Linked DNA regions of Homo sapiens: region 1 is linked to region 2. Evidence: chromatin contacts called from ENCODE Hi-C or POLR2A ChIA-PET data. All regions are on one chromosome and are shown on one strand. Each heading gives the region's core, a stretch centred on a gene start or an enhancer-like site at or near the end of the contact. The rest is flanking DNA. Distances are from core to core; before and after follow the strand shown.

Region 1 (2,700 bases), core at 52-2,551, 260 kb before region 2:
GTTATTTCTGCATTTATATGCCATACATCTTGGTTGCCCAATAAAGGTGCTAATCATGCAGTGGACATTTTGTTCCTTGGTCATTTTGTGTATTGATTATTTCATATTTATAACACTTAAATATTCAAGATAATTCTGTATTACTTAAGCACACTATAGTCCTAGAATCATAACATCTCAGAGTTTTTGCATAATTCTTCGGGCATCTTAAGTATACTGTTATTTGCTGCTGGAATTCCCCCTAAACACCCTACAACTGGTCATCTTCGCTCCACTTGAATATGTAGAATAATATGACACATATCACATTTTATGCTAACCTCTCCTAGTTTTGAACAATTCTAATTAGTAGAAGTTATTTCTCATACTAGATTAAAATCTGTCACCCATGTGTCTTTAAAATTATGTATTCATTGCAGTTATTAATTCTACACTATATTTCCTTATCTAGCTGATGTTTTCTTTCTTGTTACTAGAAAAATTGGGAACCAAGGCACAGAAGTACTATCGTAGGGTTTCAAAGGCCATCAAAAAGGACACACACACACAAACCAAGACTGGAAAGTATTTATTTCTAACTTACAGTTCTATTCACTAGACTGTCTGCCAAACAATGCTGCCCTGTGACCAACACTATGATAATATATAAGCAAACACATCAGTCCCTGGGAAAGAGCACGCATCAGGGTGTGGTAAAAATCCAGAAACTGTGTCCCTCCCTTCAGGGGTCAAATATCTGGCAAACATCCTGGGGTCAGATCAGAGGCCAGAATCCACTGTGGGGAGCTGATCCGTTCCCACAAAGGAGATTTGACTTGCTGGCAGCTGGCAATTTTCCTTTGTGAAATGGGTGTTCCTGGCACTCCATAAAAGTCCTCCCTCCCTCCGCTTTTTTTTTCCCTCCACCCCTGCACTCCACACCCTGCTGTACACACCCTCCCACTCCTATACCAATAAAACCCCTCCCTAACACACATTCTGCACACACACATGCCCCCACAACTTCCTCTGCAAACACACCCACATATCTCTCAGATACACGCCCAGGCAGTACAGGGCTTTCTGTCTCATGCCCTCAGTCTTCTCCTAGCATCTTAACACCATATATACTACCCCACACTTCCTCTTCTTTTCATTATCACCCGTACTTATTTTATTTTATTTTAATATTCCTTCACCTCATCCCGGCCCACCTGCCTTTGCTCCCTGGGCCTGGGAATGCTGGCACTGTAATCTTGTTCTGCACATTTGTAATCTGGAGCTGTCACAAGCAGGAAAGTCATCAGCCTGCATGTGCCTGCCTGTTCTTCTCCTGCAGCTAGGCTAAGAGGGAGGATGGAAGGAAGCTGGCAGGCAGTTCTATTTCTGGAAACTACAGAAACTCTTGTTTTCCCTCCTTAAATTCCCAAGGGAACCATTCCAGGCTTTGCAATAGTCACCATCATTTCTTCTTTCCTCTAATTCTGTTGCAAGTTTTCCTCTGTCCATTCTTCAGATTTACAATATGGTGTCTGTCTGTGGTAGCATCCCTCACATCCTGTCCATTATGACAAGTTACACAAGCCCAGGAGACCCCACAGAAGATATAAAGGACAATGAAAGAGAAGGATAAGATTGTTTATGTCCAACTGGAAAGTTAGGTAATTTAAATATATGTTAATCCCCTGGGATCTGTCTGTAGACAAAACATTGAAAAAATGCTGTATCAATAAAATATAGAATGTATTGGTTTATAGCATTTCCATGCTCTCCAATACCTGATAGCTTCACTAAGTTTTTTGTTTTTGTTTTTGTTTTTGTTTTTAAGATGGAGTCTCACTCTGTCACCCAGGCTGGAGTGCAGTGGTGCAATCTCGGGTCACTGCAACCTCCACTTCCCAGGCTCAAGCGATTCTCCTGCCTCAGCCTCCTGAGTAGCTGGGACTAAAGGCATGCGCCATCACACCCGGCTTTTTGTATTTTTAGTAGAGGTGGGGTTTCACTATGTTGGCCAGGCCGGTCTTGAACTCCTGACCTCAGGTGATCTGCCCGCCTCAGCCTCCCAAAGTGCTGGGATTACAGGTGTGAGCCACTGCTCCCAGCTTCACTAGGGTTTAAAAGTGATCCTCTTGGGCAAATAATTTGCCACAGTTGCCCAGCTTTCTTGTTATTCCTTGGTGAGGAGGATGATAGTTTAGCTAAATAAATATTAAGAAAAATGAGGGTCCTTTAATCATTCCATAATAAGAACATGTGAATTTTTAAGAACAGCCATTATTTACGTGAACCTAAATATTACACATAATCTATGACATTGCACTGGACATTAAGCGAAATAGATACTGTTTTTGTTCACTGAAAATGTACCATCTAAAAAAAGATACCAATGGGACCAAAAAAATGTGAATAGCCAGAAACAGATTTGATTATTTTCTTTTAATGTTAAAAAAAATTGAGTAAGTCCCCACTTTCCAAATAATAGCATCCTAACATATAAATTTTGCATTCAAAAACCTAACAATCTGGCTCCAATACACCTTTCAACTCTGTATTCCATTTTTCCCCACTAACGCTGTCATCTACACACTGGACTTACTGATTCCCGAACACAGTCTGTGCTTTTCAATGGCATCTTAAGACCAGGGGCCCTGTCTTTCCAAATTGTATCCCTCACAGTTCTCAGCCCAGTGTATTATGCATAATATTGTACCTGGTGAATAA
Region 2 (2,700 bases), core at 43-2,542:
ACTATTAGTGTGCTAGGGGTAGGACTGATTACATAATTTGCAGGCCTAGTGTAAAATGAAAATTTGTGTTTCCTTGTTCAAAAATTATTAATAGCACAGCATTAAAACAAGCACAGGGCCCTTCTAACGATGAGGCCTTGTGAGACTCAGGTTTCACACACATGAAGCTAGGGCGGCAAGGAAGATTTGAATCTCAGTCTGACTAACAGGAAAGCCCATGCTTTTTCCAGTAAACCATGCTAGGTCAGATGAATGGTTCATTTCTGTGCGCAGTGAATGAGGCATGATGGTGATGTCAGATGGTGATGTCCTGTAGCCAGTTAAAAACCAAATTGCAGGTAAGGAGTTCCTTCTGTGATGTCTGTTGTCTGTCCTCTTCTCAGTGGGCATTTGGTTATTACATTTGACCTAGGTTAGCAACGTAATTTTTGATCAAAGTCTCAACAGTGTATCTCTTTAAATATCAAGGTACTAAGAATAACTCCTTTCATGTGTCCTCTCTGAAATTTGTCACCGGATTTCTTCTTTCTGATAAATGTGTCAATACTTAATAGTGGCGATGAAATGTCTTCTGCTACACATCTGGGTGGATCTGGAAGCGGAGGAACGTTTTCCTCAATTTAACAGTGGATCCTAGTAGTTGAGTTAAATGTTGGTTTCATTTAAGAGTAAGCTACTTTCTGAATGTAATTATGCTTCCACTGATAACAGCAACTTTTACTTTAGTTGGGAAGACATATCTATTATGTCTTAATCAGACAACTCTTGTGTGTCTTTGAGGAAGAGTGGGAGATCTGTAACTTTTCCCAAGAAAAATGAAAATGTCTCAATCCTAATATTAAAGGAATTCGGCTGTATTGGGTTAGGAATGAATAAACTACATCGATGTCCTTTATCAACTGTAATTCCTCTACTTGAGTCTCAAAGAATACTAAGTTTACGTTTTAATAAAAAATTACTAAAATTCCAGAAAAGTCTTTCACATCAGTCCCTGCTGGTCAAATTGGCAGGCCAAGCCTAGACAACAGGTTGCGCTTTGGGCTAAGACAGCCTCTAGAGGGCAATCTCCTTTCCTGCGAATCCGCCCTAGTCCGTTCTATCCTCCCTCTTCCCGCTCCGCCTCAGCTCGCTCTCCGCCTTCTCCCTGGCCCGGTCCCCGATCCCTTCCTCTCCCTCAACTATTTCCTCCAGGCGTCGTTCTTGCCCCGCCCTTCCCCGTCGCGTAGCGGAAACGGTCGCTCTGGCTTCCTGGAGGACTTGTCATCTGTGCCCGGCGGCGCAGGACGGCGGTGGGCGGGGCTCACGCGAGGCGCTGGAACGGTCCGGGAGATTCTCGCTCTGCTGCTTTAGCTTCGGAGTGTTTGGCGATGGGGCAGCGCGAGATGTGGAGGCTCATGTCGAGGTGAGTGAGAGAGCGAGGGGCCAAGGGCAGGCTCTTCAGCGGCACTCGCCACAGTGGGAAAAGGGCCGGGGGTGGAGACTGCTGGCCTCGAAGTTTCGAGTCGCGCTCAGAGGCGCCGCTGTGAGACCCCAACCTTGGCCCTCCCCAAGCCCCAGCCCCCGTCCCTGTCTTTCCTTTCTCCCTCTAGCATCTTCTTTGCAGCAGCACTCTGGTTTTCTGCCACTCTGGCTCTTAATTCAGGCTTGTCCCCACACGACTTTAATTCTTTTGGCCTCAGTTTCTTTCCTTTCTTAAAAGTTGGGTGCAGTCTGGGGACACGGACAGATTTAGCTTAGCGGAACTGTGCGGCATGTTTTGTGCAGCCAGCACACACAGGTGCTTTGCCAGTTGCTGCACCTCTCTCTGCCCGTGGTGTGATTTTATTCAGCTTTCTTGCATGGCTGCAGCGTCAGTATAGGCATTTGGAACTTTCAGGCTAGTGTTGAGGGACATTTAACGTGGCATGGGGGAGCATGTTTGCAAACATTGTTTAACTTTTTGAAAGTACCCCTCACTGCGCTTTGAGCTCAGCCTAGGAAATCTGGTAGCCATCATCTTTAGGCTGCATGCGCCTTAAACAGCCCACTGCCTGGCCCTGTACTGTCATACCAGGTAGCAGCTGCGCCCACTTGAAGGGAGAACCGTCCTTATTTCTTTAAAATAAGGACGACTTAAATTACTGGATTCTTTAAGCCTTAGAGTTTGCCTTCTGGGTTTCCTGAAAAGGGATGGAGGTGTTTCCTTGACTTAAGAAGAATAGTTTCAGGGGAAAGTGTCTAGATGTCTAACACTGTATCCACAGACCTAATTCTCAGTAAATTTTTGTTATACATTTAAGAGTTGCTTTTCTGTTTGTTTTTTTAATACCTTAAAATTAGTTGTCCTTGCACCAGCTCATGGAGAGATTTAGTAAATGCTAAGAAAATCAGTACACGTAATCGTTACTGCCGCTTTTTCAGTGTTGTCAGCAAATAGCAAATAGAGAAACAAACTGGAAAGACATGTTTGTTAAAGTTAGCTGACTTAGGAAAGGATCTGTCATTTCCACAATTCAGCTTGGCTTTCTTCCACCCCACGTTCCAAGATGCAGTACTCTGTAGGTGAGGCCAGGACCATTTTGGGGGCTTTGATCTGAGATGCCTTTTCCAGACTCAGCCCTGAAGTGGGTATTATCCTAGAAAGCAGAGGCCAAGATGGTCCAGTCCACAATACCCTAACCCACAACTGTATAAGGGAATAGGGTGCCACGGAAAGTGTTT

Evidence for each region. Hi-C counts contacts between places; a loop is a spot of excess contacts on that map. ChIA-PET counts read pairs that join two places held with the same protein, here RNA polymerase II (POLR2A). Pooled maps may share reads with other maps.
Region 1: a pooled map shows a loop between it and region 2 (3-fold over the local background). The contact joins the enhancer-like site here to the promoter of HIBCH in region 2. A Hi-C loop is called at or near these places in 4 of 50 pooled maps. POLR2A ChIA-PET finds 5 or more read pairs at or near these places in 2 of 52 experiments (CD8-positive, alpha-beta T cell and OCI-LY7).

Annotation. Positions count from the first base shown.
Region 1 is chr2:190,576,977-190,579,676 of GRCh38, reverse strand. All of the region lies in intron 4 of NEMP2-DT (NEMP2 divergent transcript), which reads right to left. It also overlaps a transcript of NEMP2 not described here. Among named protein-coding and RNA genes, the nearest start is that of NEMP2-DT, 43 kb to the right of the region's middle. Within about 2 kb of position 1,301, at least 9 of the 41 ENCODE cell types and tissues checked have a DNase peak (open chromatin) inside an H3K27ac peak, as active enhancers do; they include CD8-positive, alpha-beta T cell, where a contact is called at or near this core.
Region 2 is chr2:190,318,418-190,321,117 of GRCh38, reverse strand. HIBCH (3-hydroxyisobutyryl-CoA hydrolase) reads left to right here and starts at 1,292. Exons shown (of 14, transcript NM_014362.4): 1 at 1,292-1,402. The coding sequence starts at 1,368.